2 separate regions of the Homo sapiens genome follow, and region 1 is linked to region 2. Evidence: chromatin loops called from intact Hi-C (ENCODE). Cell type or tissue: HCT116. All regions are shown on one strand. Links, peaks and the distances in the headings refer to the core of each region. The heading gives the core; the rest is flanking DNA. Region 1 holds the start of LOC154449 (a long non-coding RNA gene). Region 2 holds the start of LOC105378153 (a long non-coding RNA gene).

What was found. Peaks named below come from ENCODE experiments on the same cell type or tissue, not always from the same donor. Only the 100,000 strongest peaks of a DNase experiment are listed, where the experiment ranks them.
Region 1: a loop joins it to region 2, with 2.2 times the contacts of the local background. A loop is called at or near these places in 10 of 110 quality-filtered maps.

The regions. Positions count from the first base shown.
Region 1 is chr6:170,255,857-170,268,290 of GRCh38, forward strand. It overlaps LOC154449 (a long non-coding RNA gene), which reads right to left and starts at 6,713. Exons shown (of 3, transcript NR_002787.2): 1 at 6,560-6,713; 2 at 2,514-2,645. It overlaps LOC285804 (a long non-coding RNA gene), which reads right to left. Exons shown (of 3, transcript NR_126021.1): 3 at 10,813-12,429. RefSeq lists enhancers at 10,764-11,340, 11,341-11,917. In HCT116, for the core only: a CTCF peak has its summit at 5,047; a DNase peak (open chromatin) is centred at 5,025.
Region 2 is chr6:170,155,163-170,167,596 of GRCh38, forward strand. It overlaps LOC105378153 (a long non-coding RNA gene), which reads right to left and starts at 5,282. Exons shown (of 3, transcript XR_943322.3): 1 at 4,963-5,282; 2 at 3,790-3,877; 3 at 606-880. LOC102724511 (a long non-coding RNA gene) reads left to right here and starts at 5,480. Exons shown (of 3, transcript NR_125878.1): 1 at 5,480-5,534; 2 at 7,309-7,566; 3 at 7,649-7,865. RefSeq lists enhancers at 5,469-6,333, 8,864-9,801. In HCT116, for the core only: no CTCF peak of the experiment used is centred there; DNase peaks (open chromatin) are centred at 5,299 and 5,589; H3K4me3 peaks cover 1,655 bases; H3K27ac peaks cover 1,351 bases.

The DNA of each region.
Region 1 (12,434 bases), core at 3,639-6,138, 100 kb after region 2:
GAGCCCCTGTCTCCTGCACACCACACCAGCCAGCCGTGACCCCACTCCCTCGTCCGCGACCATGGAACCGAGCCCCCGTCTCCTGCACACCACACCAGCCAGCCGTGACCCCACTCCCTCGTCCGCGACCATGGAACCGAGCCCCCGTCTCCTGCACACCACACCAGCCAGCCGTGACCCACTCCCTCGTCCGCGACCACGTAGGTCGGACACCTGACTGCCCCACAGTGTTTTTAACCAGAATTCATTTCTGGTGCCCTCTTCTCAGCTGAGGGTGCATTTCTGGGTGATTCTGTTGCCCTCTTTTCTCAGCTGAGGGTGCATTTTTGTCCTTGTCAGTTTTGTCTGTCTGAGACCCAAGATCTCTCTGGACCATGTGTCTCACCTGAGGGGCACAAGCCTGGTGGTGGATTGGCAGAGCAGTGACACAGGTGAGCACCCCGATAGGAAAATCTGAAATCCAGAATGCTCCAAAATCAGAAATGTTTTGAGCCTCGACATGACACCACAAGTGAAAAACTCCACCAGTCCTCATGTGATGGGTCACAGTCAAAACACAGTCAGCACTTTGCTTCATGCACAAATTATTTAAAATGTTACATAAAATGACCTTCAGGCTATGTGTATGAAACATAAATGAATTTCATGTTTAGATTTGGGTCCCGTCTCAAGATATCTCATTATATATATGCAAATATTCCAAAATCCCCCAAAAAATCCAAAAATCAAAGCATTTCTGGTCCCAAGCACTTCAGATAAGAGACCCTCAGCCTGTGCTGAAGTGGCTGCCGCTACCCCTAAAAGAGCAGAACAGTTTCTCACAAGCAAAGCCCCTGGGACCCGGGGGATGGGGAACGAATCTCAACTAGAAGCCCCCTGTGGCACCGAATCTCACCGCCCGCAAGTCCCAGCCTGAGCAGTTTTCCCAGGCCTTCTGAAAGAAGGAAGGCTGCTGTATCTGGCAAGTCGGGGGAGGACTGTTAACCCGGGGGCCTGCTGTAACTCAACGAAACATGGAGAGGAGTTCTGTGCCGACCCCAAAGCAACGCTTCTCCAACGCGAATGTGCAAGAAACCGCCTGGGTCTGCTTAAAATGCGCGTTTGGATTCAGGAGAAACCAGCACCCAGGTGGCGCCGAGGTCGACAGACGCTGGAATCTCATCCCTGAATTCTCAACGTTTGCTTCCCTCAAATAGACTTAGTAGAACGATCATGCGTAATACCTGACTCTATCACTATTCTGAAGACTGATGTGATGTTACATTTCGTATACTTTAAACGTGTTGGAAAACAGAAAAAATGTAAGTTGTGATTGTGAAATGTATTATATGCTGGAATCGCTAGTCCCAGTCACTAAAATTGTGGCACCCCAAAGACACGAGGAGAGAAAGATTAAAAGTGAGACACTCCTCAGTCTTAGTTCTTGTATCTCTCTTTCCTGTTCCTTTATTTATTTCATCTCATGTTTCTCTTCATATGAAACCGTGTGCAAGGTGTAGCTGTACCCCCACCCAGGCCGGTGGAGAGACCCCGTCTTGTTTTGGAGGTTACCTGTGAAAGTCAATGATGCCAGCTACAGACAATAGACTGCATGTTTATTTGGAGTGACTGCATCAAACGGAAACCAAGGTCCTGTCTCCAGGCAGCCAGCTGCTCCCATCTGTCTGTGCCCATGGCACAGGTGGGGCCTTCCGTGGGCTGCAGCCAGCACCAACCAGTACATCTGGTTGACCACAACGGGCAAAAGTAAAACCTCATGCCAATAAATGACCAAATCAAAATAGAATTTCTTTTTCTGGCTGATCTCTGCCACACAAAAACCTATCTTCAGAATTGGCTGAGTCAAGCACCCAGCCTGCCCTTGTCCAGCCCCTGCAAAGGGAGGTAGGATGGAGCCATCTGGCATGGACCACATGCACTGGCCAGTGTGGTCTCTCTACCTCCTGAAGGCCAGCACTTTGAAAACAGCATTGCAGTTTCCGGCTCACACTAAGGAGTCAGTTTGCAGATTCTGCTGGAGGACTGGCCACTATTCGAGATTCTGTAAGATATTCCAAGACATCGAACACATGGTTCCTGCCCTCAAAGAGCTTATAATCTACTCAGGCACAAACATTAAAATGCACACAGCAACATAAGGCTAAATGTAACTACTGCTGGCTTACTCCATAGAACAGGCCCTAACTGCCGAAAAATCTCAGCTGGAGTAGAGGGATTCCTGCCTGGGGTAACAGTAAGCTTCCTATAAACTTATTCACAGCTGGGATCAGCTGAGCCTTGAAAAACAGATAAAATTTGACTCAGAAAGCACTTTTTCTGGGTGGAACACAGGCAGTGACTGAGAATACGAAGTGTGTCTCTACTAAGCACTTTTACACATATTTATCTCGTTTAACCCTCACAGCAGCACTACACACTTGGACCTGGACCTGAGAGAGCCCAGAACCCCAGTAGCAGCTATTATCCCCATGTTTCCAATGGGGAAAGAGTTCTGAGAATTTGAATCACCTCACCAAGGGGACAGAGGTAACGGCAGAGTCACGCTGACCAGCTCCAGAGCCACCGCAGCCCACAGTTTCTATGTGACGCTTCGGCCCTTCTGCTGCTACTGGGGTTCTGGGCTCTCTCAGGTCCAGGTCCAAGACCTAAAGAGAAATAAAACACTCTAAGTGATGTGGGCCAAGCCTCACATGAGTATTACAAAACCAAAGAGGCTTCACAGTCCCCAGGAACCCTGCCCTGCTGCCGAAAACTGGCCACCCCTCGAGGGAAATGACACATAATTCCCTCCAATCTCATCATTAGTGGCCTGCTTGGTTAGCCACGGCCAAAAAGAGGAAATCTCAGGGAAACATTCATTTCTTCTGCCCTAAGCCCTGCAGCCATGATTGCTTTTATAAGCAAATTGTCTGCTTCATAAAAATGTTTACAGCATTTATTATATTTTTCTGATACACAGTTATTGTTTAAAAAAATCTTTTAATTACAGAAAAGGCACAAAGAAGAAAATTAATCCCTAGGCAACTTGTCTGAACCATGTAAAGTCCATACTTGGCCCAGAGCCCTAGACCAATTGACAACTTTGAAGCTTCAGATAAAAGATTAACAAATCCCGAAGGGATAACTGGGCAAGAATGGCGTCAGTGTCTCTGTTAGGACCCACAGCCAGTAAGAAGAGCGTAAGATTCAAGTCGGACGGGTCACGGCACTGCAGGTCACCCACCACATCACCAAGGAACACTTTACCCTGAGTTTCCAGTTTCTCCAACCTGGAGTAAAAAAACCCACCAGCCTTTTAGAATCGTTGTGAGGAGCAGAGACCGTTTACACCAAGCGCCAACTCAGTGCCTGGCACACAGTCAGCAATGATGTTTATCGATCCAGCTTTCTCACAATGCTTTGGAGGCAGAATAATTTTTCGAGAATTTCCATGAGTCTTCCAAAGTTCTGAGTCCTAATGTGAATTTGCAAAAATGAAATTAATTCCTGGCACCTCCTCCCTGCCCTGGGGCCCAGCAAGCCTCCTTCTCAAAGCCCTCAGCAGCCCCAGGAAACCCTGGGGCGTCTGGGCACCTTCTCACTGCACCCCAGTGAGTTCAGGCAGAGGATGACGCAGGCTGCAGATGGCTGGAGCCCATCGACCTTCCTGGAAGTGGAAGTCCTGATGGGAATCCCCGCGCTGTCATCCATCCTCCTTACAGAAAGGGTCAGAGTTCATTACCCATTCCATGCCCTGCAGAAACCAGGGTCTTTACTTTGGGCTGGCATGACATCAAATCAGATTTGCACACTGGTTGACCAACTCAACAGCTCCCTTTGGCAGTTAAGTGTGACTTCCATCAACCAAATGGTAAAACATTAAAGTAAAAATAAATGCAGGTTCTATGGAAAAAACAATTAAAAAATGGCCTTTGATGTTCCCGATATATTCTGACAATCCTAGAGATTTAAAAAGCAGCATAAGGGATTATTTATTACATAAAAAGATCAAACAAATTGATAGAAAAATGTATCGATAAGAAATCCATTAATATGATTTAGATAAACATGAAAGAAAAATTGTAAATCTTAATGAGAAAATAGCCAGACTTGCTCATGGTCAAATAATGTAATTAAATAATCGTTTATTTCATTATGTTACAAAAATGTAATGATAAGTTGTGGTGAAATGTATCCTTATATATTAGTGATACTGAAGCTTGTTCAATGCGGGGAGGAGAGATGTGGCAATGTGTATCAAGAAACAAAATTATGTTTATGTCCTTTGACCCAGTAATTAACATGGCATGAGGGAGGGGCATATATTGGTCATAGTGTCATTTATAGAACAGAGAATTTTCAAAATAAATGCCCGATGAAGTATTAAGCAGACTTTTACAATTATGGTTTTGAAGACTATGTAGCAACTTAGAAATTGCAGATAACATACTGAGTAAAAAGAAAAGCAGAATGTAAAAATCGTTCCTGGACTATGATTGCAACTTTGTAAAAAGTGCACATAGGAAAAAGAAGTGCAAGAAAAATGGCAAATGACTGTGGTTAAGAATACTAGGATTGGGCCGGGCGCAGTGGCTCACTCCTGTAATCCCAGCACTTTGGGAGGCCGAGGCGGGCGGATCACAAGGTCAGGAGATCGAGACCATCCTGGCTAACACAGTGAAATCCCGTCTCTACTAAAAATACAAAAAATTAGCCGGGCGTGGTGGCGGGCACCTGTAGTCCCAGCTACTCGGGAGGCTGAGGCAGGAGAATGGGGTGAACCCGGGAGGCGGAGCTTGCAGTGAGCCGAGATCGCGCCACTGCACTCCAGCCTGGGTGACAGAGCGAGACTCCATTTCAAAAAAAAACAATACTAGGATTGAAGTTTGCTTCCTAACTTCCAGTGACACGGTTTTTTCAATCTAGGATTTAAAACAAAAATTATGCTTTACAGCAAAGGAGAGTTTGGGTTTTCACTCCCGGAGGTGTTCGGAGGCCACCGCAGCCCACACCACGCCCAGGTGGAGCCACCACCTGTGCCTCTGCAGCCACTGATCTGGGAGCTGCCCCCAGAGGCAGCTGTGCAGATAGCAGATACTGCTCCTGGTTGAGGACCAAAATATGAATAAACGGGCTCTTCAAGGACAGCGTGACAATATTAAATAAATGTTGCATAATGCAAACACTGCACCTAGGTAAAGCCACTTACAAAATTGATTTATTTTGATCTGTTTTAAATTTAAAGGTTTGTAATGTGGAATTACCGTGCTGGGTAATTGCCCACACACCACATTCTACTGAGCCGAATGACATTCCATGTATACTTCAGAGCTGTATCTAATTTCTTAAACACAACCTTTTTTTTCAAATTTATGTCACTCCATAAAAAGCAACTCTTTTCACAGTGACAATTGTAAGTAAAAAATATGAAAATATTTTCCGTACCTTTTCCCAAAATTTCACTAAATCTTGAAAACAGACCTTAAGAATATTTTTCCCGCACTTACATATCTCTCTCCTCTGCCACCTCTGCTGCAGGTCTTTTGGACTTGAAGGCCTTGGTTGTATTGGGATTAATAAAATATGTTTATATACATGATTTATAAAAAGTAAAACAAGGTCGGGCATGGTGGCTCATGCCTATAATTCCAACACTGGGAGGCCAAGGCAGGAGGATCACTTGAGGCCAGGAGTTTGAGACCAGCCTTGGCAACATAGTGAGATCCCATCTCTACCAAAGAAAAAAAAATTGTTTTAATGAGCTGGGCATGGTGGTGCCTGTGGTCCTAGCTCCTTGAGAGGCTGAGGCGGGAGGATTGCTTGAGCCCAGGAGGTTGAGGCCGCAATGAGCTGTGATTGCACCCCTGCACTCCCGCCTGGGCAACGGAGCAACACCCTGTGTCTATTTTTTAAAAATAAAAAAGTAAAGCAAGACAACACTATGACTCTCCATCCTAACACAAGTCAAGTCCTGAGCTTCTGTAGAAAGAGCCCACCACGGCCATGCAGGACCTCATGGAGAATCAGCAGGTGCACGGGTGCTCACTGCAGCTCCCGTCTGCATCCTGGAAGCTTTGGGTCTTGGACTAATGAGGACTAAGCCTGCGCAGTCAGTTCTCTCAGCCAGAGACTGAAACCACCACCAAAGAACCTTGAGGAAACGCGCCCATCCTTGCTCCTTGGGAAAATGTGGATAGTTAACGTGACCAAGCAGGACAGCGCGGCAGCCTCCCTCGTGTTAAACCCACGTTGTACTCATCCTGGGGGTGCCTAAAACGTGGCAGCCTCAATTCCTCAATGGCTCTGGGATTCTTGGGAACCGAGGGGAGGGAAGGGTGGTGCTGGCTGCCCGAGGCTCAGCCCTCCAGGCCTTCCCAGAGCGCCAGGGCCGCCACTGCCCTCCTTGGAGCAGCGTTGCATGGCTCCACGAGGACCAGGGTTCGAAAATTTGAGGTGCTGTCTCTCAAGCTCGGAGTTTGCGGGAGCCCTTGCCCCGCCGGCTGCCGTAAAAGCTTTGGTTAAATGCTCTGAACTGAAGGTCCTTCCCGCGCCCCCTCAGAGACTCCAGAGGCACACTCACCCCCAGAGTGAAGCAGCAGACAGAACCCAGGACCTTCTCTGCACTCACACGGGAGAGGAGCATGGACGGGCCTGAGCCTGAAGCGTCGTTTCCTAAAAAGAAGGCGCTGCTCCCGGCCCCCGCACGAGGCCCTGCCGGAGTCTCTGCCAGCACTGCGCCTGCCGCTCTTCCCTCAGCCCCATCGGCAGGAAGTCGGCTCTTTAAAGAGTTTTAAATCAGCAGTAAATCACAGTTTCTAAAGCTGTAGCACTGATTGCAGCGAACCCTCCAGACTGGGCATCACGCGTGCCCGTCAGGAGCAGCAGCCGCTGAGACTGTGATTCTCCTGCAGCTGTGGGGAAACAGAAGTCCAGTGTTTATCCAGATGCATCATTTGCAACTATTCACTCGTGTGAATTAATAACAAGGAAAGCACACATGGTGGGGGGAGCCCGAGCTTCGTCCCCACACAGTGTGCCCCTGCTGTGTGACCTCAGGCCAGTCCCTTGGCTTCTCTGGGCCTCAGCAACTCACGCTTTTTTTTTCTTTAGGGACAGAGACTTGCTTGTTGCCTAGGCTGGAGTATAGTGGTGCAATCATAGCTCACTGCAGCCTTGAACTCCTGGGCTCCAGCCATCCTGCCACCTCAGCTTCCCAAGTAGCTCGGACTACAGGCATGCGCCACCACACCTGGCTAATTTGTGTATCTTTTTTTTTTTTTTTTTTTTTTTTTTTTTTTTAGAGATGGGGTCTTGCCACATTGCCCAGGCTGGGCTTGAACTCCTGGGCTCAAGCAATTCTCCTGCCTCGTCCCAAAGTGTTGGGATTACAGGCGTGAGCCACGGCACGATTCTACTCACACGTTTTGAAGCTTGCCACACTGACGCTGTCTTCTATTCTATTCTCTGCACTAAATTATGAGAAAGAATTGAGATTTTTTTCAGGGATCTAAACCAAATTGTACAGCACTGGTCTACACACATGCACACACACGCCCTGTGAAACAGCTTTTACCTTTCAGAGCATAATCGGGACATTGTAAGGTGTTCTATGTAGTTTTAAAGGAGTGGAGAAGGTACTCACATCCACCAGCAAAGACGTGAGACAAGGGATTCAGGGGCAGGGTGACATTTGGAGGGAAAGGGAAGGGTCCTTCACCCACAGGCCCTGCAGGAAACGCTCGCGGTGGGAGGACCTGGGCTTTGCTCATCACCTCCCTTCTGGTCAGGACCCCACAGCAGGACAGCGTGAGCCCACGTGCTTGTGTTCTGAGCAATGTCACCTCAGCAGATACACAGCAGCCAGGCGGTCCCAGGCTCCACAGGCAGAGACTCAGGTTGGGTGTTGGCTGTTTCTTTTTTCCAATATCCACCTCCCTTGAAATCAGGACTTTGAAACTTAGTTTTGCAGAGATTGTGTTTCCCTGCACTCTACTGAAGTAATTACCAGGTTTTTCCTGACCTTTGCTGACCCCAGGGAAGTGTTTTTATTCACATTTCCATTCTGGGATTTCTGCGATCTCCTGGATCCACTGCCTGCAATTCCTTGGAAAGACCCAAACCGGAGGAGGCAGAGGGTTCCCTTCAGCAAACACGCTGGGCCCCTGCAGTCACAAGGCACAGAGAGCACGAGGGTCCCACGTTCTCCGCACGGTCCCTGCAGTCTGGAGGTGCAGGGAGTGTGTAGCTGTTACACATCCGATGGCAAGGGCGTCGACTGTGATCACGGGGCCTGATGAAATGGATTTAGAATCAGTTTCCCCATCTGTGAACTGAAAGGCTGGGAGAGGTGATTTCTCCACCCAGGGGGCCTCCAGTCCTGGTGCATTGGGGCCATTCTTGGAACACCCAGGGGCCCTTCTAACAGCAGATTAAACATGCACTCACCGGTCCCTGCCACACAGAACATGACACTTCTGCATGAGTGCTGAGGGGTCTGGGTGGGAGCCATGGGCAGCTGACGCCATCAGAAAAAGCTTCCGCATGCAAGGCAGGAGGAGGAGGAATACAGCTGTGTGTTCTGAGAGATGCATGTGAGGTGATTTTGTCACTGTGTTAACATCACTGAGGACACACACACACACCTAGAAGGTGTAGCCCACCGCACACCCAGGCTACGTGCTGGAGGCCGAAGCTCCAGGCTACAAACTCACACAGTGCTGAATACTGCAGCCAATTGTCACACAATGGTAAGTATTTGTGCACCTAAACATATCTAAAAAATAGAAAAGAGGTACAGTAAAAACAAGACATAAAAGATGTAAAGTGGTACGGCCGTGTAAGGCACTTGCCATGAATGAAGCTTGGGCTGGAAGCTGCTCTAGTGAGTCCATGAGTGAGTGGGGAGTGAGTGGGAAGGCCAGGACATGACCGTACACTGCTGTAGGCTTTATACACACTGCACACGCAGGCTGCTCCGGTAAGTCCATGAGTGAGTGGGAAGACCAGGACATGACCGTACACTGCTATAGGCTTTATACACACTGCACACGCAGGCTGCTCCGGTGAGTCCATGAGTGAGTGGGGAGTGAGTGGGAAGGCCAGGACATGACCGTATACTGCTGTAGGCTTTATACACACTGCACATGCAGGCTGCTCCGGTGAGTCCGTGAGTGAGTGGGGAGTGAGTGGGAAGGCCAGGACATGACCGTACACTGCTATAGGCTTTACACACACTGCACACGCAGGCTGCTCCGGTGAGTCCATGAGTGAGTGGAGAGTGAGTGGGAAGCCAGGACATGACCGTGCTGCTGTAGGCTTTACATACACCACACACTTAGGCTACACTAAATCCATTGTTAAAAATTTCCTTCTCTAATAATAAATCAACCTTAGTTTACTGTAACCTTCTTGCTTTATAAACTTTTTAATTTTTTAACTCTTTGACTCTTATAATATGTAGCTTCAAATACAAACATGTTGTACAGCTGCACAAAAATAGTTTCTTTCTTTATATCCTTATTCTATTAGCTTTTTTCTGTTTAAAACATTTTAACTTTTTAAACTTTTTTGTTAAAAAACTAAGACACACACATCATCCTAGGCCTGCATGGAGTCAAGATCATCAATATCACCGTCTTCCCCTCCACATCTGGTCTCACTGGAAGGTCTCTGGGGGCAGTGATGCACAGAGCTGTCGTCTCCTGTGATAACACGGTTTCTCCTGGACGCCTCCCGCAGGACCTGCCTGAGGCTGCTCTACAGTTAACTTTTTTTTTTAATAAATAGAAGGAACGCACTCTAAAATAATGACTAAAAGTTTGGTATAGTAAATACGCACCCGGGAACAAAGTTTATTAACATTATCTGGTCGTGTGTGCTGTGGACGATCACGTGTGCTGGACTTGTGCCCGGCTGGCAGCGCTGTGGACTTGTTCACGCTGGCGTCACACAGGGGCGGGAGCCATGCGTTGTGCTGTGATGTGACAGCCAGGTGACAGCCGAGGGACCAGACGCTTTCAGCTCCATGACAATCTTACGGCGCCACCGCCACCTGTGGGGTGTGCCGTTGACGGCAAAGTCCCTGTTTGGTGCCGGGCTGTATCTGAGCACCTCGGCTCATCCAGAAGGGGTCTAACCAGTCTAAACTTCCGTCTGAAACTGGCCCATTTCATCAGCGTTCTTGGGAAAATGAGGCAAAATAGACTTGGACATTTCAGAGAAAACATTCACAGTGTTAGTACGTTTATCTGACATTATTTACAATCCCTCCGATTACAAGCAGTTAGAAGAGGAGAAGGAGGTCAGCTGGCCGTGGCAGGGAACAGGGCCTCCTCTCCTGATCTTTCCCATCTCAGCAAAATGCCCCATTGTGTGGCTCAGGGGAAGTTGAAGTCGAAAGCCTGGCGTGGGGAAGCAGCTGCTGGGCCATTGTTTAATCTGAGCTAATGCAATGTCACCACGCCCAATTATGTGGCCGCAATTTGGGTTACAGTTGCTTTGGTCAATATGATCACTTTCTTTTTTGTTTTTCAAAGAGGTCAAAGGTTGGGGGCTGGAGGCTGAAGCAGTCAGGCAGTGAGGGGATTGGGGACCCAGAGACTGGTTTCTTGGAAAACACCCCCAGGAAAAAGATACTCTGTCACAAAATATCAATGCCAGCCAGATGTCACCAGTCTTTTTTTTTTTTTTTTTTGCATGTGTTTCTTAACAGCTGGTAAGAATATCAGCTGAAATTATTCGCCACAAGCACACACTTTCTGTTTGTCTCCAGATAAAGGGATTTAAAATCCCGTTTGTCAGTGAGGGAAGGTGGAAACTGTGGAATGGATTTTTCTGGACCAAAAGGTAGGTGATTCCCCCCTTCCGTGCTGCCCAGCCACAGCCCAGAGAGACAGAAAGGTGGAGACTCACGGCAGGGCCGCACGCAGGGCTGTGTTGTCCGCTTCCTGGGACGGTACCCTGCGTCCAGCACACTCACGGCCAGGGCCGCACGCAGGCCTGTGTTGTCCGCTTCCTGGGACGGTCCCCTGCGTCCAGCACACTCACGGCCAGGGCCGCACGCAGGCCTGTGTTGTCCGCTTCCTGGGACGGTCCCCTGCGTCCAGCACACTCACGGCCAGGGCCGCACGCAGGCCTGTGTTGTCCGCTTCCTGGGACGGTCCCCTGCGTCCAGCACACTCACGGCCAGGGCCGCACGCAGGCCTGTGTTGTCCGCTTCCTGGGACGGTCCCCTGCGTCCAGCACACTCACGGCCAGGGCCGCACACAGGCCTGTGTTGTCCGCTTCCTGGGACGGTCCCCTGCGTCCAGCACACTCACGGCCAGGGCCACACGCAGGCCTGTGTTGTCCGCTTCCTGGGACGGTCCCCTGCGTCCAGCACACTCACGGCCAGGGCCACACGCAGGCCTGTGTTGTCCGCTTCCTGGGACGGTCCCCTGCGTCCAGCACACTCACGGCCAGGGCCGCACACAGGCCTGTGTTGTCCGCTTCCTGGGACGGTCCCCTGCGTCCAGCACACTCACGGCCAGGGCCGCACGCAGGCCTGTGTTGTCCGCTTCCTGGGACGGTCCCCTGCGTCCAGCACACTCACGGCCAGGGCCGCACGCAGGCCTGTGTTGTCCGCTTCCTGGGACGGTCCCCTGCGTCCAGCACACTCACGGCCAGGGCCGCACGCAGGCCTGTGTTGTCCGCTTCCTGGGACGGTCCCCTGCGTCCAGCACACTCACGGCCAGGGCCGCACGCAGGGCTGTGTTGTCCGCTTCCTGGGACGGTCCCCTGCGTCCAGCACACTCACGGCCAGGGCCGCACGCAGGGCTGTGTTGTCCGCTTCCTGGGACGGTCCCCTGCGTCCAGCACACTCAAGGCCAGGGCCGCACGCAGGCCTGTGTTGTCTGCTTCCTGGGACGGTCCTGTCTGGGAAACCCGGACAGTCGTTCCTGTCTCTTCAGTCTTGGTTTTCTGTTAGTATGACACCAATCTCCTACGTTGAGTTGCCTCCTGTAATTCCCTGCAGGATCTGTAATCACATGGCGTCTGGTTTGGGTGCCGGCCACACGTCCGCTCACACGTGCTGTCTCCGACTCCCCCCAGCCCCATGTGCAGCTCCCTCATGGCATCTTTTTGGGAGGGCCATTTTCCACGTCATTTATACCATCTGGGTGCTTTGAACCCAAAAAGTTCTCAGAAAAAGCTCACTGAAAAAAAAATGTATAACAGACGTGCCTTTGAAAAATTCATTTGATTGATGGTAGTAAAAGGCTCTGTAGTGGGCTGAGAGGTGTTCCTCCAAAATCCACGTCCCCCCAGAGCCTCGTGATGTGAGCTTGTGTGGAAACAGGTCTCTGCAGATAGTTGAGAGTGGAGATGAGGTTGAGCTGGATGAGGGTCAGCCTGGAATCCAGTGACTGGTGTTCTTATAAGGACACGAGACACAGAGGCAGGGCAAGAAGGCTGTG
Region 2 (12,434 bases), core at 4,257-6,756:
CCTCTACAGAACCCAGGGCCCCTCTACAGAACTCAGGACCCCTCTACAGAACCCAGGACCCCTCTACAGAACTCAGGACCCCTCTACAGAACTCAGGACCCCTCTACAGAACCCAGAACCCATCTACAGAACCCAGGACCCCTCTACAGAACCCAGGACCCTTCTACAGAACCCAGAACCCATCTACAGAACCCAGGACCCCTCCACAGAACCCAGGACCCCTCTATAGAACCCAGGACCCCTCTACAGAACCCAGGACCCCTCTACAGAACCGAGGACCCCTCTACAGAACCCAGGACCCCTCTACAGGACCCAGGGCCCCTCTGTAGAACCCAGGACCCCTCTACAGGACCCAGGGCCCCTCTATAGAACCCAGGGCCCCTCTACAGAACCCAGGACCCCTCTACAGGACCCAGGACCGTTCTACGGAACCCAGCGCTTGTCCCCTGGCCCCTGCAGGTGTGTCCTGCTCTGCACTGCACAGGCAGTGGGAAGAGTGGGGTAGTTGCGGGACGCCCCGATTCTCTTCAGGAGGAGGTGTCACCTGCCTCACAGAGGACTAGGTGAGCAGTGGATGCAGGGTTTGTTTTAAAACAACACACAAGCCTTTCTGATCTCATGTTCCTTTCTAAGAATGGGTCTGGCCAAGACCTGCGCCTCCTGAGGGTCGCTGTGGAAATAAATTCTCTCTCCGCAGCCGACCGAGGCCACGTCCAGTGGCCACCACAGTGTCAGTTTCTGCTGTTTGCCTTTCTTCTGTTGGTCAGCACACTCCGTCCCTCAAAGCTGCGCAGAGAAAATGCAGCGATCACAGGGCCCAGGGCTGCATTTCGGAAGCCACAGGCAAGACGACAGCTCAGCTTTGCAGCCGCACACGGTCCTGCTGAGATGGAAAATGCAGTGAGCGGCGGTCAGCTATTTCGGGACTGAACGGGCTTACAACCACACTGCCAACTTCAGACAGCGGGTCCAGAGGGCGAGGGGCTGGCTGACAACCCACTAAAATATGGGATCCATTTCTAATCAAGATAAAGGATTAGGGACATGATGTCTGGTCACTTAGGAGCATAAAAGCATGTTTGGGGAAGTAATTATATGCTTGGGATGGAATCTTAAACCCAAAGAATGAGAAGCCAATTTATAGGCCGTGATAAAGCTGGGGCTAAATTGGTCCCAACTGTTGAGAACCTGGGTAAGATTTCAGAAGAAAAATCTTTCCACGGATGTTCCTATAGAAAGCCTGGCATCCACTCGGGTGGGAGGCAGTTGTTCTGAACCAGGGAGGCTGCGCCCTGCGGGGCAGGTGCACGCGGACCACCCCACGCCTTCAGCCGAATTGACTTCCACAGAAGGGGGCAGGGCTCGGGGATGGTCAGCCAAAGGAAAGCCAGACACCGCTGTGGGGTGGGGTGCACAGATGCCACCTCCATCGCAGCAGGCCTAGAGTAGACACAGGGTTCCCCAAGGGGCCCTTGTGAGTCACCTGCCCCTTCATCCCCGGGAGCCACGATGGGCTTTATGACCACACGTCCTCCGGGAGAAGCTGCCCGTTCCCATAGCCCCCACAGGGCCTCCTGTCTGCGTGGGCGCCCACCCTCTCCTGTGCAGACACCATAGGCCTGAATGGTGCAGAACTTGGGCCTGAGGCAGGGAAGGGGCCCCCTGGGACTCTAAGGACTTCCAGAACTCCAGCGCCACACATGGGCCACAGAGGCAGCAGGAGACGCACTCACACCCATCTCAGCGCCCGCACGACCTGGAACGCACTGGGGGTGCTGCTGGGAAGACAGGAAGCGAAGGGTCTGGGCTCCCAGCATCACCTGGGCCCTGCAGACCCCCCAAGGCTGGGCTCCCACCAGGGAGACTGAGCCCAGGACATTTTAAATCCCACGGGCTCTGACGTGCCACTGGCCAGACACTCCAAGTCGAGGCCATTGCCGTCTCAGGCAGCCATGCACAACTCTGGTTCCCAGGCCGGCAGCCACAGGCCAGCTGGTCAGAGCCCGAGCTCCACCCCAGGGCCCCCAGAGCCTGGCACACATGGTCCCGAGGGCTCCCGTCAGGCCATGACCTCCCCATGCCAGATTCCCTCGGAGGCACTTCCTGCCTGCAGCAACACCATAGCAAACACTGAGGCTGAGGCTGTGCCCACCCCACATCTGCAGCCCCTCCAGAGACCTCTCTGGTTCCGGCTCTGCCAGCAAGCAGCGAGGACCTCCACAGGTGAGCCACAGCCTTGTGGCCCGAGGCCTTCACATAAGGGTGACCCTCTGAGCTGGTCTCATGCTGGCCCTCAAATGTGTCTCTGTGTGCCACGGAGTGAGAGAATTTCATACAGATCATCCAGAAGAATGATTAGGAAAAGCCCCACACAGCTTTGGGCCCTGCAATGTGGGGAGAGCATCCTGCATGGTCTGCTGGGCCCAATATAACCCCAAGACCCTCAGGTTGTGGGGGGCATGGGGACCAGAGATAGATGGTGGGAGAGGCCAACCCACACTGCTGGGTCACAGAGAGATGGCGGGAGAGGCCGCCTGAGATGCTGGGTCACAGAGAGATGGCGGGAGAGGGCGACCCGCGCTGCTGGGTCACAGAGAGACGGCGGGAGAGGGCGACCTGACATGCTGGGTCACAGAGAGATGGCGGGAGAGGCCGACCTGAGATGCTGGGACCAGAGAGAGATGGTGGGAGGGGGCGACCCGCGCTGCTGGGTCACAGAGAGATGGTGGGAGAAGCCAACCTGAGACGCTGGGACCAGAGAGAGATAGTGGGAGAGGCCGACCTGAGATGCTGGGACCAGAGAGAGATAGTGGGAGAGGCCAACCTGAGATGCTGGGACCACAAAGAGACGGTGGGAGAGGGCGACCCGCGCTGCTGAGTCACAGAGAGATGGCGAGAGAGGGCGACCTGAGATGCTGGGTCACAGAGAGATGGCGGGAGAGGCCGACCTGAGATGCTGGGACCAGAGAGAGATAGTGGGAGAGGCCGACCTGAGATGCTGGGACCATCAAGAGATGGTGGGAGAGGGCGACCCGCGCTGCTGGGTCACAGAGAGATGGTGGGAGAGGCCAACCTGAGATGCTGGGACCAGAGACAGATGGTGGGAGAGGCCGACCTGAGATGCTGGGACCAGAGAGAGATGGTGGGAGAGGCCGACCTGAGATGCTGGGACCAGAGACAGATGGTGGGAGAGGCCGACCTGAGATGCTGGGACCAGAGACAGATGGTGGGAGAGGCTGACCTGAGATGCTGGGACCAGAGAGAGATGGTGGGAGAGGCCGACCTGAGATGCTGGGACCACCAAGAGATGGTGGGGGAGGGCGACCCGCGTTGCTGGGTCAAAGGCAGAGGCTGCAAGCCATGGGCAGCCTTGAGAAGCTGGAAGCGTGGAGGGCAGCTGTGTGCCTTCTCTCCTGGAGCCTCCAGGAAAGGGGCCGGGCAGAGGTGGCAACAGGGAGAGTACACCGGGCACCCGCACCCCGAGAGAAAGGGAGATGCTTTAAAAAGCTCCAACTGGCTGAATTCAGAGGGAAATAGCATCACAGTTTGCAAAAAGTGGTGTCTCTCCTAGTAAATTTCACATATATTTACACTGCACCGATGGAAACAAGACTCATTGTCAATTATAATAAATCCGCATTTGTGCTCCCAGCAGCGTTGGCAAAGTGCGTTAAGGTGCATTAGGTTATCCGGGCCTAGAAGCAGACGTCGGTGCAGGCGCCGCTGTTGCTGTTTTAGAGACGGGTCGGGCGCTGCGGCCCCGTGGGGGCAGGCGGTTCTCAAGCTCACCTGCGCTGCTGAGAGGGAATGGCGATTTTCTCACTTTTTATGTCACCGCATCTCAGGGTTTGCAGGCAAAAGTCAGCAGACTCACCCTCTGTGATGAAAAGCAGGGATCGTTTCGAGGCTGGACTCAGTGCACTCTCCAGGTCTTAGAAGTGATGAAAATGTTCCCTGAAACTGCCTCGCTTGGCGCTGAGTGACAGACAACCCAGGAAAGCCCTCCCTACAGGGTAACTGCGGGACAAAGCGGCGCCTCCTCTCGCGGGCAGGCGGCTGGCTGAGCCCCCAGGCCCACGTCCGGGCATCCTCTCCCTCTAAGCACGGAGACGCCCCCGGCCCGCCCCAGCCCCTTCACCTGCCACTGATTAGGGGACCAGCATCCAGCCCGGGCCCTGTGCAGTGCCGCCCGCCATCCTCCTGCATTAGCATACTCCTAATTGATTAAGTGGATGATTGATTATTGGACCCGTGCGGTCTGCTTTCCAGACCCGTTGGCTGGGAATGGAAAGCCACGCTCGGCCCTCGGATGCAGCAGAAGCCCCCTGCCCCGTCCGCTCCAGGCTGCAGAGCCGAGGTGATTGGCGCCAGGCTGCCCACCCCGCCTGCCCCAGCAAGTGCGTCGCGCCCCCATGGTTTCTGCTGTTTGCATGTCAGGTCCCGGCAGGAAGCTGCAGTCCGACGTTGCTCAGCGTCCAGCAAGGGGCTGCCCAGATCCCGTCTTCCACAGACCCCCTCTGAGGCCCTCGTTCCCTCAAACCCCAGGAGCCAGCTCTGCCCCCGCACAGCTCCACGGCCCCAGGCTGCTTCCCGCTACTGTAACAGACGACCACAGGTCGCATAGGCCAGAGCCCGGCACGGCTTCTTGGGTGACAATCGAGGGGTCCTGACCCAGCACCCGTGGGCACACCCTTATTTGGAAATTGGGCCTAGCCCGGAGTGATCATGAGGCCACGTGACATGGGCGTGCCAGTCTCACCAACGTGTGTTTTCACGGGCACCACAGAGTCTGTTTTCTATGGGTGGGGCAGCGGTGAACATATCCCTCTTAATAGCGGTACGGGTACGGCCAGGGAGGCGGCAGAACGTAGACAGAACCCGGGCACTGAGAGACCGGTGCCGCCCCCCGCCGTCCACACAACCCGGGCCTCGGGCAGCACCAGCAGGACTTTTATTCCTCACCCCGCACGCCGCCGTCCATCTCCTAGGCCAGCGTGATTCTTCTGAGTGCAGCTGGGTCTCCTCCTGGGAGATCCGGTGGCTCTAGCAGCGTGGGTGCTGGGAACAGGACCAGCCTCGCCGGCGGACAGTGTGGACGCCTGAGGGCAAACCCTGGACCACTCTCTCCCCGGGGGACTCCGTTCCCGCCTCCAGGGAGCTGCGAACGCTCCTTCTGGGACACCTGTTGGCAAGAAACCAGTTCAATCGTCTCACTTCCAGAAACGATTCTGTGTTTTGACAGAAGTTTTCAGGCAGCAGAACTCAGCCAAAAGGATGTCTGTGGGCGGCCCTTCCGGGGGCGTGGCCAGGCAGGTGGGCGGCCCTTCCGGGGGCGTGGCCAGGCAGGTGGGCTGCCTTCCGGGGGCGTGGCCAGGCAGGTGGGCGGCCCTTCCGGGGGCGTGGCCAGGCAGGTGGGCGGCCCTTCTGGGGGCGTGGCCAGGCAGGTGGGCGGCCCTTCCGGGGGCGTGGCCAGGCAGGTGGGCGGCCCTTCCGGGGGCGTGGGCAGGTGGGCGACCCTTGGGGGGCATGGGCAGGTGAGTGGCCCTTCAGGGGCGTGGCATGTGCAGGTGGGCAGCCCTTCCAAGGGCGCGGCCAGGCAGTTGGGCGGCTCTTCCAGGGACATGGGCAGATGGGCCACCCTTGGGGTGCATGGGCAGGTGAGTGGCCCTCTGGGGCTGTGGCTCAGGCAGGCGGGCAGCCTTTCCAGGGACATGGCACTGGCAGGTGGAATCTGTTGTCTAGGCAGGTGGACCTGGGCACTCCTGGGCCTGCTCCTGTGTGGGGGCTGCCCTGGACAGGCCAGTCAGAGTCCATTCCACAGTTAAAGCTCGAACTTCCCGAAAGAGGCAGCTCTTCTCAGGACAGGCCACGACTCCTGCAGGCTGGGCTGTGGGGCTCCCAGATAACCCCACAGCCTGCTGACCGGCCGTCAGGAAACGGGGGCAGGGCACCCTCCTGGCCTCGCTCCCTCCCCGCCGGGGGGTCTTCATTAGCCCCCTGTGGAGCACAACCAGCCAGCAGGCCTGACCCCTGACTCTCACTCATTCTTCCACAGATTAATTCCCCAAATTGACAAATTAAGGGGCGCGGTGTGCCCAGGGTCACAGTCACACTGGGTTCTGGTCAGCATCAACCTGGCTTTAAAGAGGGTTTGGACTGAGGGGAGGAGGAGCCCAAACAGACCCCAGGCTCCAAGGGGAGGCAGAGGCAGGGCGTTCTCAGAACTCAAGGGACCGAACACAGCAGGCCAGGCCGCGCTGCAGCTATGCCTAAAGCACCCTGCCTGGCGTGGCTGCGGGTCCCTGGATGTGTGAGAGGCCTCCCAGGAGAACCTGACAGGTACAAAGCTTGGGCTTAGGACTAGGGTGCTATTGCCCGGGATAAGACTTTGTATTTGTATAATATTTTGCAAAAATCTATCATTTGATCCCCACAGCCTCTAACATAGTGAGGATGGCAGAAATTACCATCTCCACTTTTTTTTTTTTTTTTTTTTTTTTGAGACGATCTTGCCCTGTCACCTGGGCTGGAGTGCAGTGGGGCAATCTCAGCTCACTGCAACCTCCACCTCCCGGGTTCAAGTGATTCTCCTGCCTTAGCCTCCCGGGTGGCTGGGACTACAGGTGCACGCCACCATGCCCGGCTAATTTTTTGTATTTTTAATAAAGACGGGGTTTCCCCATGTTAGCCAGGATGGTGTCGATCTCCTGACCTCGTGATCCGTCTGCCTCACCATCTCCACTTTTTAAATGGGGAGGCGAAGTGACTGGTTCAAGAGCACAGCTAGTTCCAGGGGGGCAAAGTTTCCTCCTGATCTCACCCCGGGGCTCATTCCTTTAACCCCAAGGCTTGCCACATACCAGGGTGTTGGGGACAGAAAGAAAGATGTACAAATTTGGCAAGAATAGTCAACCAATTCAACACTTCTTACTGAGTGCCTTCTGTGTGCAAAGGATTGCACTCACCAGCGTCTGAGGGATCCGGAAGCCCCAGATGTAGCCCCGTCCCCGGGACTTGGCAAGAGGAGGAACGCAGGCACAGACAGCCCCTGGGGGATGCCAGGAGGGACCCCCCCACTCAGAACCCCACAGCAGGAGCTCAAGAATGCACTCTGGGGCAGGGTGGCTGGAGGGCCCTGCACTGAAGCCCACGGTGCTGGCTGGTATTGATCCCACTCGCCCGTCTCAGCCTCTGGCTCCGGTCCCCTCCCTGCTCTGCCAGAGGTCCCAACAACCACAACCGTCTGTCACCCTCCCAGTGAGGCAGGAGAGCACCTGGCCCTGAGTCCCGTTTGTCCCATTTGTCCAGTGGAGCAGCCACCGGCCCTGACCTGGACCACGTGCTGGGCGCCTCCTGGCAGCCCGTTCTGCTCCCGAATGCCCCGGCTTAGTCAGTCTGGGATGCGGCCCTGGACACCGGGCTTTATGCAGCTCTGAAGTGATCCCAGCACACAGCCCGGGTCAAGCTCAGCGCTCGGCAACCATAGGCACCCAACAACGGGCTGCAGCCATCAGTAACAACGGCAGCTCCAACGCCCAGAGAACTCACGGAGCAGACACACATCAGGTACTCCAGGTACACCAGCGATTCAGGATCATCCCCATGGCAGCCCTCCTTCCTCTGAAGGATTTTTTCCCACTCTCCTCAGATGAAGACGCGGAGGCCTGAGCGCTGGGGGTCGCCCGGGGCTGCACAGCGGGTCAGAGGCCAACCCTGGGCGGAGCCAGGCCACACCCTCCCTCAAGGATTCACAGTCTCCCCAAAGTAACCGCAACGAGGGACCCTCCCGTCACCAAACTTCCTTTCAGTCACTTCCGCTTGTACTAATTCTGGCCCAACCGTTCATTATATTTTTACAATTCTTATCTTGGTGTGTATTTTTTGACCCTAAAAATCCTAACTCCATTCCATCAATATTTTGTATATGCAGATTTCTAGCACAGTAAGTCATAAAATGTGCCTCTCCTGGCAACACAAAAATGTCTTCCTGTTGCTTTTAAGACCACCGACTGATGCTGCTGCCTGGATATCCACTTGCAAGCATTCCCGAGCCTCAGAACGTGAACTCGCAAACGCTCAGGCACCAGCTGTCTTAAGCCTAAATCTGCTCTCCACCAAAAGGGTGGCATTAGATGGCGTCTCACTTTACATATTTTCATTTTTATAACCACATTCCTGGGGTTTGAAGCTACTGTAGGTGGTTGAAGCAAGGAGTGAAGAGCCGGTGTTGAGGATGGGCTGATTTACAGGGACAGGAGCCTGCAGTCACCACAGCGGAGCCTGTAGGAATGAGGCAGAAAAGCCAGGGAAAGCACTGTGGGGACGGCTCTGACTGCTGAAGAGTGTGCACACACACACGTACACACACACGTACACACAGACACACACACACAGACACACACACGTACTAGCGCTGTGGGGGCGGCCCTGACTCCTGAAGCATGTACACACACGTACATGCACACACACATACAGACACACACACACAGACACACATGTACCAGCGCTGTGGGGGTGGCTGTGACTCCTGAAGCATGTGCACACACGTACACAGACACACACATGTACACACACACATGTACACACACACGTACACACACGTACACACACAGACACACACGTACACACACACACGTACACACACACACACAGACACACGTACCAGCACTGTGGGGGTGGATCTGACTCCTGAAGCATATGCACACACATACACACGCAGACACACAGACACAGACGCGCACACACACACACAGACACACGTACCAGTGCTGTGGGGCGGCTCTGACTCCTGAAGCATGTGCACACACATACAGACACAGACACACACACACCAGCGCTGTGGGGGTGGCTCTGACTCCTGAAGCTCATGCACGCACACACACACACACACACACACACTCCAGCGCTGTGGGGGTGGCCTCTGACTCTTGAAGCATGTGCACACACACGTACACACACAGAGACACACACGTATACACACACAGAGACACACACACGTACCAGCGCTGTGGGGGTGACCTCTGACTCCTGAAGTGTGCACACATACATACACACGTGCAGGCATATGTGCATGGACATGTGTGTACACACAGCACACACACACGCATGCTAAAGTACCTGTTTCCCTCAGATAGGGCCACACTCAGCACAGAGCTCACCAGGGGCCCCTCCCAGAGATGCGCTCCCCCCTACCACATGACCCCGGAATGGCCATGTGTGCAGGGTGCTCACAGCACACATGTGCTCATGGTGCCCTTGGCTTCGTGGCCGGCTGTGCCAATCACGTTTGCTTCATCTCCATGGCTTCTCTGACCATCATCCCACACTGTGGTAGGCAGAGCGGTGCCCCCCAACGATGTTCCATCCTAGACTCCAGCATTGGTGAACGTGTCATGCTACATGGAAAACACAATTTAGGCTCCAGACGAAATGAAGGGCGCGGCTGAGCTGACCCGAGAGGGGAGATTGTGCCGGGTCTGAGGTGCCACTGGGTCCCTGGACGTGGGAGAGGAAACAGGCAGGAATCGGGGGGACGTGCGTGAGAAGGGCTGAGCCCCATGGCTGGCTCTGCAGGTGGAGGTGGCAGCCTCAAGCCACAGAACGCAGCCGCCTCTGGAGGCTGGAAGAGGCCTGGGGCTAGGGGAGGATTCTCCCTGCGGCCTCCAGAAGGAACCAGCCCTGACGACAGCTAGAGTTTTAGCCCAGTGGGACTCTTTTCAGACTTCCAGCCACAGAGCTGTAGGATAATAAATGTGTGTGGCTTTAAGCCACCAAGTGAGTGATTACAGCGGCAGTAGGAAATCAGTCCCCACTCCAAGGAGAACTTCAGACTTTGAGAAATCGTAAAGGAGGGTCTGTAAACGAGAGGTCAGAACGAACGAGCTTCCAGGAGTGACTCCCCAGGGTGCCCTTTTCCGGGGCCATCCCCACAGTGACCTGGCATGAGGTCCAGCCAGAGCCAGCACAAGGGACCCGGATGGCCACCTGGTTAGGCACGGATCCAGTGCTCCCTACGCCCACTTCCAGCTACAGACTCCTGGGACTTCACAGGAACCCCTGCTGGCCACCGCCTGCTCCTGCCTGGAAGCTGGAGTTGGGAGTCAGTCAGGGCTGCTCTGCACTCTGGCCAGACTTGCTGATTCACCCCATGAGAGTGGGCTCGTCCCAGTCCCGGCCACCCCCTGCCAGCCCCAGCCATGGTCGCCGCCCTCCCAGCAGGCCTGCCTCTCTCTGGGGATGGCTTGTGTTTCGGGGTGGGGTCATGCAGTCCGTCCAATCCCTCACACACATCACCCACCCCGGTGCTCTCTCCCCGCAGGGGCCACGCAGCCCCCATCCATCCCTCACACAGATCACCGCCCCCCTCCCAGTGCTCTCTCCCTGCATGGCCACACAGCCCATCCGTCCCCTCACAATCACACCCCATGCACTCTCTCCTCACCTGAGCTTCGCAGCCCTTGAGATCACCAGCGTCGTCATGCCGGCGGCTCAGGGCCATGGCAGCAGATGCCGGCTTCCCCTTAGAAACATCCCAACCACACAAACAGCCTGTTCCCTCACCTCCTCACCTCCTAATCCTGGAAAGGGAGACTCAGAAGTTCCAAGTGCAACATTCCTGGGACTCTAAAAATAATTTACAGAGAGGCTGCGTGGGCTGGAGCACCAAGCCCAGAGCTAGGGAGGCTGCAGCTGGGCCATGAGAGGTGTCGGGCGCACCCTGTGTGTGGAGCCAGGCCCCTCTTTGCGAAGCTGGGGATGGCCCAGGTGGGCTCCTCACGGCCCAGCTCTGACCCTGATGGTCTTACACCCAGATAGGACCTGGGCACCGTGGGCATCGCACTGCAGCTGCAGCGCTGAACTGTTTTATCCATGAGACAACCAGCAGGCAGGAGGAGAGGGAGAAACATGTCTCAAAAGAAAGCGACGTCAGGTCGGGCGACAGCACAGTGCACTGCCCCGGGAGCACAGGGAATGTGGATGGGACGGGAGGCGGCTGCTGTTAAGCACATTATGTGAGTAGAGACAAGATTAGAGGAGGCTGAGTTAACGAGACAGGAGAAAAGTCTGGTGAAATTTGACATAATATTTACAGATATTTTATCTTAATTCTCAAAGTGCCTTAAAATTTTGATATTTCTATCGAATGCTTTGGGGTCACAATATGATGTTGTCTTTAAGAGAAATTCTGAAACCAAACGAGGGGGAGTCCAGGACGTGGATGTCAGCCTGATGTCCTCCACAGACGACATCTAAAACCACCACGGCACGGCTGCTCTTCCCTCACAGTGAAAATGATGGCAGCCACGAGGGGGTTAAATTCACTCCACTCCAATCCAGTGAGGGAAAACCACGTCATCCGGGTGCCCGCTGCCCCGCAGGGATCCACATGCAGGCAGGCAGAGCCAGGTGACCCCGGCACCCGGGGAGGGGCTGCTCCCGGAAGGGCCTGGCACAGCATTCACCAGACGTGCCTGCTTGGAGCAGGTCCCTGGCAAGGCAGGTGCTACTCAACCTTCTGCCAAGGATAACCACGGCTCCTGCATCCACGGAGCGCGTGGGCAAGCGTGTAGGAGACCAAGCGGACCTGTGTGTGAGAAGTCCCTCTTTGGTGCTCAGCCGGCCGCCCGAGGCACCTGCCACTCCAGTGTGTCCTCCATCTCCCAGGCTGGCCTGCCCTTCAGACTTTCCAAGACTTCAGAGACCTCCAAGTCTGCCCTGATTGTCCCATCCGCTGGCCACCTGCAGGGAAGCCCTGTTTCACCGAGTTTCTCAGAGCCCACACTGCAGGTTGCTGGGGGCTTCAGGCTCCTGGGGCAGAGCTGGAATCTGGGCGCGCGCCGGCCCCACCGGTCCCGGTCTCACAGGCGCGTCTCAGGCTTCACGCCTCCCTCAGTGTCAGTGGCATCACCCCGTCCTCCTAAACACGGCCAGCTCAGTCGCTGATAAGCTGAGGGACAGAATAAAGGAACTTAGAAAAGACCCCCAAGCTGACAGTTGCTCTGGAAGCCCCCACTGTGCCCAGGTTGAGGCTGCTGTCCCCTCCCAGCTTCTCTCAGGACCAAAGCCCACCCCCAGGACGGATGCCTCCGCAGAGGCGCAAGAGAGCTCTTATTCCCGCAGTCTAACCGTGAAAGATCCAGAAAGTTAAAATACATCTCTTCACGCACATGAGGCACTCAGGACTGTGGTTGGCACAATTCCTAGTGCTCCACAAATTGTAGTTACCACTTCTCAAAAAAAAAAAAAATGTGGGGGTGCAGGGAAGGGGCTCTGCCTGGACACTTATCTCCCTCAGGTCTCCTGAGCACGTGACTCCCAGGGATGGGGTGACCAGCGTTTCCCAAACACTCAACCTGGGGACACTCTGGCAGGGAGCTCTGAGCAGAACGAGGGATCCACCACGCTCCCTTTGGGAAACATGCCGCGTTCACATG